Linked DNA regions of Homo sapiens: region 2 is linked to region 1. The links are chromatin contacts, found by Hi-C or POLR2A ChIA-PET in ENCODE. All regions are on one chromosome and are shown on one strand. The core of a region is the stretch at or near the end of the contact, and the rest is flanking DNA. Distances in the headings are between cores, read along the strand shown. Region 1 overlaps LHFPL6 (LHFPL tetraspan subfamily member 6). Region 2 overlaps LHFPL6 (LHFPL tetraspan subfamily member 6).

Evidence for each region. Hi-C counts contacts between places; a loop is a spot of excess contacts on that map. ChIA-PET counts read pairs that join two places held with the same protein, here RNA polymerase II (POLR2A). Pooled maps may share reads with other maps.
Region 2: a map of PC-3 shows a loop between it and region 1 (4-fold over the local background). The contact joins two enhancer-like sites. A Hi-C loop is called at or near these places in 17 of 168 maps with a recorded cell type or tissue (IMR-90, PC-3, PC-9 and 7 more) and 5 of 50 pooled maps. POLR2A ChIA-PET finds 5 or more read pairs at or near these places in 4 of 52 experiments (AG04450, BJ, Panc1 and 1 more).

Annotation. Positions count from the first base shown.
Region 1 is chr13:39,525,140-39,530,529 of GRCh38, forward strand. The region is part of intron 2 of LHFPL6 (LHFPL tetraspan subfamily member 6); the gene reads right to left. Among named protein-coding and RNA genes, the nearest start is that of LHFPL6, 75 kb to the right of the region's middle. Within about 2 kb of position 2,977, at least 7 of the 41 ENCODE cell types and tissues checked have a DNase peak (open chromatin) inside an H3K27ac peak, as active enhancers do; they include PC-3, PC-9 and Panc1, where a contact is called at or near this core.
Region 2 is chr13:39,562,442-39,567,831 of GRCh38, forward strand. All of the region lies in intron 2 of LHFPL6 (LHFPL tetraspan subfamily member 6), which reads right to left. Among named protein-coding and RNA genes, the nearest start is that of LHFPL6, 38 kb to the right of the region's middle. RefSeq lists enhancers at 1,042-1,542, 1,543-2,043, 2,596-3,795. Within about 2 kb of position 3,295, at least 10 of the 41 ENCODE cell types and tissues checked have a DNase peak (open chromatin) inside an H3K27ac peak, as active enhancers do; they include PC-3, PC-9 and Panc1, where a contact is called at or near this core.

The DNA of each region.
Region 1 (5,390 bases), core at 1,727-4,226:
TCCACGGGCAGAAGGTGGCAAGAGGTGCTGCCAATTGCTTTCTTTCCAATCTCGATGTCCTATTCCTAACTCTCAGATTCGTTTAAGAGTCATTTTCATTACAGACTCTAATCATGGGTTTTGTTTCTGAGGTCTCCGCCTGAGAAAGACTATTGTCTTTTTTAACACTCAGGCTTCAATAATGAAAAGCATTGTGACATAGTTCTCCTTCTGACTTAAAGTTTATACTGAAGAGATAATGAAATAACTAATTTTCATAAAAATATCTTTTGTCGTAATATCGTATTACTGGAAAGATATTATCTAACTTGGCAATAAATCTCTCTGCATTTAATATTATTTTAAGACTTCATGTGAGTGGTAATAAATGTAACGTCACTCACTAATTTAAGATCAACTGCTAAAGGGTTAATGTAAATAGCATGAGGCCACTGGAAATGGAAGGTGACCAGTAAATTCACTTAAGGACCTGCATAGCCTTGCATCTTCTTTTTGACCTTGAGGAACAGTGACAATAAAAAAAAAAATACTAAGGATGGCCAAGCCAAAGAAATGTGGCCAAAAGCCATATCATGAATTCAAGGAGCTTTTCCCTTTTTTAAGCTCATCCACTAGGAAATGTTCATAACTGTATGCTGAAAACCAGTGCATGCAAAAGGCATTTATTATCAAACACAGTAAAATCATAATCCTCATAAAAAGTCTTGAGGTTACAGATAATTTTTCCTTTTTTTTTTCTTTTTTACCTAAAACTCAGTGGACAAACTAAAACTCAGAAGGTCAAAAAGAAATAATCAGTCACAGAAACAGAATGTTATCTAATAGGCACTAACCCATAACAAAAGCAACATCTTAGACAGAACCAAGTCCTCCCAGTTAAAATGAAGGCTCTCACCTTCCTCCTACTAACATTGTTTCATAATATTATTGTGTGATGGTTAGGAATAAATACATGCATTATCATATCCCCAAATAGATAGAAACCCAAAAATAATCTTGTTCAATAGACAGTAACCCTATATTGACTGATGTAAGCCCCAGGAACTTATTCACTGTTATATCCCAAGCCCCTGGTACAGGGATTAGCATACAGGGTACTCAATAAATTCTAGTTGATCTGAAACGAACTGAACTACCTTGTAAATAGTAGGCATTGATAGTAGACAGGAATGTAGATACAGATATACATGATACAGATATACATGGCAGGGGTTGGAGGGAGAAACTCGTTTTTGTACCAGAAAGAAGAAAACAAAAATCAAGCTACACTAAAAATGACACAAATACCAATGTTTTAGAAATAGATGGAGTTAACGCATAATCATGATTTTAAAATATTGCAATTGCAACCAATAACAAAAGTAAATCTACACCTAACAAAATGAAGATGCAGATAATTCACTGGACTTGCAATCTAGGTTCTTTCCACCGGTCTAGTGCTCTGATGTGTTACTCTGCATTCGGCCAGCCATTTCAAGTTAGTGTTCAGCATCAGATGGGCTGATTCCACACGACAAGGTTACAGACTAGAACAGCATCTCCTGAAGTCAAAGATTCATTCATCCTGCCGCAGCTCACTCAGCCTTCAGACACATCGAGCTACCTCCAGAGTAGGAATTATAGCTACTGACATCACGTGCAACCTCATTTTACATCTGTAATTTCGAAGGCTTTAAGTGACGCTTCACTTAGGCAGAAACTGAAATGTTGAAATGCACATCAATCTTGAATTCTGAATACCCTCAAGAATCAAACAGTAGACTCTGAGAAAACTTTGACTTGACTTACTTTTGTTCAGAAAAATCAACCTTCGAATTACATATTTATTCCAGTTTCAAAATGACATAATTAACAAGGTCAAAAATCTGTTAAATGGTACTACAGGTTTTGCACATCCTCTACTTTTAGAGAGCAGCCTTTATGACTCCGTCTCTGTAAGTGCTGGTACTTACCTTGCTCAGTGACTTCTGATACACTAAAAAAGTAAAAATCACTAGAAATTTGCATTCTAGGTTAAAGGGCGTTTATGTTTTCCTTTGTCCAGTCATAAAGATTTCTTACTGAATGATGACTGTAAGATGCTTGCATTCTCCTTCATGTCTTTTTTTCCTTAGCTGGTCCCCAACCCACCACACTTTCACATACATCCCTGAGAAAGAGGCCTTTGGCCCTCATGTGTCACCTAAGGTGATGTGCTTCAACTAACATCAAGAAAATATCATGTGATAAGCAAGGTGACCTCTGTGGACCACTAGCACAGTCCTCAGGAGAACAGACAGCTGCAGTTGGAGCTGACTTCAGGTTGATAGATTTCTGTCTCCTGTCCATCTTTGAACAACCGACAACATGGTTCCATCTGTTGTCCAGAAAAAAAAAAAAAAAGCGTTTTCTACAATCTAATGAAACCATGTCAGGTTTCAAGTCTTGCACTGAACCCAAGAACTTCCTGATATGGGAATCAAACTGAGTGTTCCTTCTGGTTATATACTCATCATTTTTTTGTTTCCTCGTTACTTAGCTTTTATAGTACCTGGGCTCCTTCTGGTTATATACTCATCATTTTTTTGTTTCCTTGTTACTTAGCTTTTACAGTTGTTTTTAACCTTCTCAAATAGACTACAAAATTGGCTGGACAAGGAAAAACTCTCATACTTCTGTTATTTTTTAATCACAGAAACTTTTCTGCATATGCCAGGGATTTAACCAAGTTGTCAGAAGTATACATTTGAGAACTTCTAGCAACTTCTATTTCTAACTTAATCTTAAATCTTTAATTTCTAAGTTAACTATGTTTCTATAAGATTCATGATCATAAAACTTTAAGCTAGAAATATGCTATTTTATCTGACCTGACTCCTAGTTTTTAGATTTGGTAGCTCATGAACTAGTACTAAATCAATATAGAATCTCATCTCCTTCCGCTTCATATGACCCTCACAAGAAGGGCTTTTGCTGGTTTTTGCTAAGAAAAGAGATCTACTGATTCACACTATGATTCATGCCAGCTCAAACAGATGGAATCTCTGGCACATTCCTCACTCTGGATCTCAGCGCCCAGGCCAGCTCCATACACACTAATATGTTCTAGTCCTCTACCGTCTCCCCAAACCAGGCTGCATCTGCCTCTGAATGGGGATGCTTACTGTCCACTCCTCAACTCTATCCTTCCTCTCCCCTCTGACTGAAAAAAAACTAGATATCTGTATTTGCACAAGCCAACTTAGAAAGAGAAATTAAAGCTCATCTAATAAGGTCCCATGGTCACCTCCTAGAGAATTTAAAAGCAGCCTGGAGACCCCAAAGAGGAACAGCAATGACAAGCTCAGCAGCATCCCAAAGAGCTCCAGTGCCAAGCTGTAGGGCATCCCTCTCTCCCAGAGGCCAGCTGCTAAAATAGGCCAGTGTCCCTGTGAATGCTTGCTCACCATAGTGCCACTTTTACAAATAAACTTCCACGTTTCCCATCTCGCTCTATGATACTAAAAATGATTTCCATTTTAGGGAAAGTGGCAGGCAAGATAAAACATAGTGGAAAATAGAATTTATGAGTTGCTTCCCGCACATCTGGGCTACAATTCTTACACTTGTCACCCCTGTTGACAAGCTTAAAATAAAACCATGATTTTTATTTTTAGGTCCCAAGATATTCTTCCAGGAATTCCCTGTAAATTCATTTTTCCCCTCTGGCAGGAAAAATTAACACAACCCAGAATGAATAATACATTTATTTATTTTGTTGCTTAGACACTTTCGAAGGAAAAAAATGTATATGGCTTGATTTTCGAAGAATTACTCTATCTTGTCAAAAGACAGAAAGATGGTTAAGGCAGTGCAAGTCAGCTTCTGTTTAAGACAGCTGGAGGGCAAGTTTACTCTTTCCCAGGACCCACTGTGCAGAGATACCACTGCCAAAAAATAATGTACAAAATTCATGCCAATTCCCTTATTTCTTTTTTTTTTCCTTCTTCTTGAGGCAGAGTCCCACTCTGTTGCCCAGGCTGGAGTGCAGTGGCATGATCTTGGCTCACTGTAACCTCCACCTCCCAGGTTCAAGTGATTCTCCTGCTTCAGTCTTCTGAGTAGCTGGGATTACAGGCACCCGCCACCATGCCTGGCTAATTTTTGTATTTTTAATAGAGACAGGGTTTCTCCATGGTGGCCAGGCTGGTCTCGAACTCCTGATCTCAGGTGATCCACCCACCTTGGCCTCCCAAAGTGCTGGGATTACAGGCATGAGCCATCACACCTGGCCCAATTCCCTTATTTCTATCTAAATATATTTAATGACAGAGATCTTGAGTGCATTTATTTAATAGATATTCATGAGTTCCTACTATGTTCAAAGTCCTAGGCAGGGGATATAAAGAAGGCTACTAATGGATGAACACCTTAGTAGGTTCATACTTAGTGTGTAAGACACTGTACTGCAAATATACAAATATGTTCTCATTTAAAGTCTACAGACACAGTAAGAGCAAAGAATAAACTTTGTTGGGCTGATTTTGTTGGATATTCTTACCTCCAACACACAAATGGGGAATCTGGGATTTAGAAAAATTAATTAACTTGCCCACTAGTAGGAGGAGATGCTTCAAAGTCTATTCTACTTGCACTTTTGCTGTTTCCAATTTACTGAGCTGTTTGTTGGGAAGCAAATAAAAAGGTTTTGGACTTGCATTTATAATCCAAAAGGAGGAAACACACGGATAAAGTAATCAACAACAACACAATGCGAAAGAAAAAAGTGATAATGTAAAAGAAGTTTTGCACGAAGTGTCAAGAAGAAAAAGGTTTTATGAAAGAGAAAATTTTATTCTGAAGTTCATCCAATGATTAATTTATCCAATCCAAAACTACAAATGGGCACTGTGTGCTTAGTTCAATGCATTGTGCATAGTAGGTACTCAGTAAATAACTGCTGAATATTGGATGAATGTGTAGGGTTCTTTGAGTGAACATAAAGTGGGAAAAGGAATACTAAAGAAGAGAGTAACTAGCTGGGTGCAGTGGTGCACACCTGTAATTCCAGCTACTCAGGAGGCTTAAAAAAGAGGATCCCTTGAGCCCAGGGACAAGCCAGCCTGGGCGACAAAGTGAGACCTTGTTTCAAAAAAAAAAAAAAGTATTAAAAAAAAAAAGAAAAGAGTAGCATATGTAAAGACATGGGGACATCCAAGATGCCCAGATCCCATTCCATGAACTGAAACAGAGTGCGGAGGGGAGTAGGAAGAGAGGTGCCTGGAGGTATGAGCGGGGGCAAACTGGAGCACCATATCTGCCTCTACTTAAGGGCTTGAACTTAATTCCACTGGGTATGAGGAGACGTTCTGTTACCGGAGAGTTTCCAGTGCAGGTAAACAAGATCAGTGTCATCACACTGCACAAATTCA
Region 2 (5,390 bases), core at 2,045-4,544, 38 kb after region 1:
ATATACACATATATACATATATACACATATACACATATACATATATACACATATACATATATACATATATACATATATACACATATACACATATATACACATATACATATATACACATACATATACACATACATATATACACATATATACATATATACACATATACATATATACACATATATACACACATATATATACACATATATACACACATATACACATATATACACACATATATACACACACACACACACATATATATATATACACACACACACTACGTGTATAGAATAAAGAGAAAAACATGAGGAACGGCACTTTACCCAACCAATAGCACCTGCTGCAAAACAAAATCTAGTAAGGTAAGACACAGAAAAAGACCCACCAGAGCGCCATTCAGTTTTCAATGCTTCAAAGATTTACACACTCTTCCTATTATCATTAATGGCTATTATGAACATAATCTGTCCCCATGCACCAAGGGGAGAATAAATTCCTCACAGAGGGGAAATAGAGGGTATTCAAAGAAAAAAAATATTTTATGCAGAAAGCTGATGCCTGCTAGTTGATAATGAATGCAGTAGGAGTAATAGTAATTTGTTTAAATTCCTCATTAAATGAGTCATAAAGGTCATGGGGCAATACTAGAAACACACACACACACACACACACACACACACACACACACACACACACACAGCATCTCTGAATTATCCAGCAAAGCAACAATGTTAAAAATGTCTTTTTAAAAAAATTAGAGCTAATTAAATTAAAAATAAAAATCAGGATTAAACTAAAAATAAAAGGGAGCTGGAATTCCAATAACTTTAAATTATATAGATCATATAAAAGCAGAAAAGTAGAAGAATGGATCAAACAAGAAAACCCCTCTGTGACAGTCCATGCTGCCCCAAGTCACTAAATCTGCAGATGACAGAAACAAAATAGAGAGATACATCTTGTGCACAGGAAAAAAGCAAGCATATTCCTAAGTGACTAGAATACATGAGTCTGGTGGGTTGATAAGTGACTTATACAGATCAAATAGGTGTTAGATAATGAGGCAAGGGAGCAAAAATATTCTTAGAGGGTAAAAGCTCACAAGTCAGCAGTATAGAGGCATTCTCAAGAGCAGAATCATTGCATATTTTAACGCCTTCTTGGCTAATAAGAATAAAACAGGCAGGCAAAGTGGAAATATGGGACTCAGAACATAATTTCTACTTCCCTGGGAGCAGCATTTCTTAGGGTGATTGGGAGGTTTTTGCTCCTCATCAGATCTTTATTAATCCATTGTCATGTCTCTGTGTTTTATTATTCCTGCCAGGGTAACAGATTCTATTCATGCTTTCAGGTCATAAAGTGTACCAGCTAACTCAGGGGACTGAAAACAAAATTAAGAATGAGGTATGGCACGTTCCTTTTCTTCTCAGAGCCTCGGCTTTTTCCCCTGAAAATGAGGCTAATAGACACTATCCCCTAGGGCGGTTATGTGAGAGAATAGACACTTGTTGTATATCCCCCAAAGGTGATAAAAATGGTGTAAGTCTCCCCGTATCACGTTGAGCCCATGGTGAACACTCAGTAAACATGGACTGCTATTATCATTGCACTGGAAGGCTTCCCACCATCGAGAGTCATTAAATCCAGGAGATTGGGAGCTGTTTTCCTCTGGAGCATTTTATTTTTGTTCAAAAGAAATACAGCACAGATTTGGCCAAATCCGCAGACAAATTGTCAAGGCCAGGAATAAAGTCTGTTTAGTACACTCTGAATATAGCACCTAACACACAATTATAAATATAGAGTGCTTAATGGGGAGTATTTGATTTAAAAAATGGTAAAATCTATTGCCAAGATTAAATGAGATGACCTCTTTGGAGTCCTTCCACTAGAGGCAATAAAGAATAAAAATGAACATTAAATATGTATGTGCTCTCTATCTCAAACCCATCTGGCCTATGATATCAATACTGGGCCAGAGCAACAAATATGTGCATCTTCATATTTCTAAACTTCAAAAAATGGCCCATGCAGTACAAAACCCAAGAGCATTAAAAATGGCCTTTGACTCTGCTTGTGATGCACCACCCGTAGCCACCATACCCAGAGGTGAACTGTAGATCAAAAAGAATTACTATGGTGCCAAAGAGACTCCCATAAAATTGCACTACGCTATTATACCATTTTGGTTGCCTTTGGGAAATATGTAAGTCAAAAGTATCTAACCATGGGTAAATAAAGTCAGTTTGCACTTAAGAAAATAGAAAAGCTGATGGAAGAATTAAGTTTGCTTATTTAAGTAGCCTTTTATGTAAAAGGGTTAAGAACACTACTTCCACCTTCTGCCAATGAGCTATGTTCTTCTGAAAATTGGAGCAGTATACTAACTCTGATGTGACAAAATTTGAAAATGCTAATGGGGCAAGGTTCTGTAAACTCTGTCTCTATACCTTATTATATCTTGCTATTGTATAGTGGACATCGTTCAATAAGAAGTAAAGTAAATATAAAGGGCAACAAATCAAAGATTGTATTCTCACAGAGGAGTGGCTCTGGATGAGTGGCAATCCCAAGGCATAAACATCTCTTCTACATTCCAATGCTCTAAGAATGGAAGACCGATCTCCAAAGATCAAAATGACCATTGTTGTTTAAAAACTACCATTTGCTTAGAATAAAAAACAAACTGTCCTGAAATAAGCTTGCCATCTATATCATCTTATATCCAGGAGGACAATAAGCCAAGAAAGATAAAACAGAGAAAAAGCAGTTGAATTAGTTGAATTACAGTATATTTCATCATAGAATGATAGTGTACCCTTAAAAAAAAAAATCCAGTACAGTTCAAAGAGAACATCATTTCTAAACATTACAGGCAAAAAGAAAGGTTTTTTAAATTTCATTTTGTGTTCAAGTTTACTGCAAATTACATACGACAATACAGTTCTTAAATAGTACAAAATGAAGCTCCAACTTCAATTTTGGTGCTGTGGTTTTTATATTTGTGTAGTTGTTAAAATAAGATGGAATGTTGGCATAACTATCAGACAGCAGAAAACAAGCTGCTGAATGAGGAGGAAAGAACCAAAGAAACAGTGGAGAAGGGAATTGTAGTTTGAATGGAATTTTGGTGCAAATGGTGGCGATCTGTTGTACAGTCTGCATTAATTGGGTTATTTCTGAATGAACATTTGATTATTATAACAGAACATTCTATGTATAATCTCGTAAAACTGTAAATTCCTGGCAGAGTCACTTTGAAAGTATGAGGCTGACAAGCCCTTCTTTTGAAAAACTGAGAACTATTTGCATGAGAATTATCACTCTGAAGCAAGCAAATTCCAGTGCTGTTGACTCACTGCCTCAGCCACCTACACTGGGGCTCCCAGGCAGAATGGGTTCCAACCCACTGTACGTGGGGATTCCAGGACCCACCAGTTCACGGGAGTCACATGAGAAATAACAACAGGAAGAAACTTTGCTGCCAAATAAAAAGAGACCAAATCAACAGAAAAACAGTAAGGACATTTTGTTTTATGGTTTAATTGGATTTTTAAATTATTATGCCCTAGGATCTATCTGAAACATAGACTCAAACAAATGAAGAAAGGACTTTTAGGAACTTGAAAAACCATGTATACTTATTATGGCAAGTATGTGCCTCTCAAGTTCAACATGTCAAACACATGATTTTATCCTGTTGGAACAAAAACAGAAAAAGGAGGTAGAAGTCTTCATACAGAACTCTCAGCCCCTCATTAAGAAGTTGGAAATTGTATTTAGCTGTACAGAACAGAGGAATACATGACTGCTAATTTTCTAACTCATTCATTTTTGTTAAGTTCTAATAAGGCAACTGGATTTTTCTACTTGCTAGGCATCAAGCATCATTTTGAAATATTAATAAATCCTTAGAAAGCAGAAACCATGTCTGAATGACTCAGTATACATTGTCCGTTGTGGCATCACTTACAAAAGGTTACTGAGATTGACGAAGTAATAAATGATGAGTTCAGCTGGGCGCTGTGGCTCTCACCTGTAATCCTAACACTCTGGGAGGCTGAGACAGGTGGATCACTAGAGCCTAGGAGTTTGAGACGAGCCTAGGCAACACAGGGAGACGCGGTCTCTACAAAAAATTAGCTGGGCATGGTGGCGTGTACCTGTAGTCCCAGGTACTCAGGAGGCTGAGGTGAGAGGATCACCTGAGCCCAGGAAGTCCAGGCTGCAGTGAGCTGAGATTGCACTACTGCATTCCAACCTGGGCAACAGAGCAAGACCCTGTCTAAAAAAAAAAAAAAAAAAAAAAAAAAAAATTTGCTTTAAAGGGCATTGTAGGAAAATTGAAAGTGACCTCTACTTGGCGGAACTCCTCTAAAACCTAGGTTAAACCCCATTTCTACCACTATCTGGCTGTTAATCCTGGACAAATAATAATACTTAATTTCTCTGTGTCTTGATCTCTTCAGCCTTAAAACCAGGTTTATAATCACACATGCCTCCCAGAATAGTGAGAAAATAATGTTAAAAGCATTTAGCATGGTGCCTTTCACATAGTTAAGCACTGAATAAATGTTAGCCAGGGTTTTTTTTTTTTTTTCATTTTTGTTTTTGTTTTTTGCTAACATCAAACAACGTTACAATTATTGAAAAGGTTTTAGCATAGCTAGAGCATTCTCTGTCCCAAACACAGATCAGAAGACTCCAAAGTTCAGGCACAGAATTAAGCAGGAACACATCCTTGTTTCTTATATTCCCACTTAAAAACATTTTCAAGACAAGAGAATAATATACATTTTCAAAATTTCTTATAAAATCTCAAATTTCAAAAGAATAAAGTGACACAGAAAGCAATCAGTATTTTTTCTGATAGCCAATACATTACCAAAATTTTAAATTCTGTATTTTATCTGACTAATAAACTTACTTGCTTCATATTACGAAGACTATAAGCATAGGAAAATAGAAAATGAGCACAAAATCAAATCCGTAAGTTGAAATTATCAAGGAAGTTACAAGTAAACAATCTCTCAGAGCAAGATCTAACAGACTTTTTCCATAGAGGTCCAAATGGTCAACTTTTACGCTTTGTGGGCCACATAAGGTTTTCTTCCTCTTCTTCCTCTTCCTATTTCTCTCCCTTCCTCTCCTCTTCTACCTTTTCCTTCCTCTCCTCTTCCCTCTCCTCCTTTAACAACTCTTTGAAAACACATAAACCATTCCTAGCTCTGTGGCCAAACAAAAACAGGCTTCAGGCTGGATTTGGCCCTGGGGCATAGTTTCCTACTCTTTTTATAGAGCAGGGATGGGCAAACTACAGAACACAGGCTAAATGCTGCCCACAGCCTATTTTTGTAAATAAAGTTTTATTGGAACACAGCCATTCC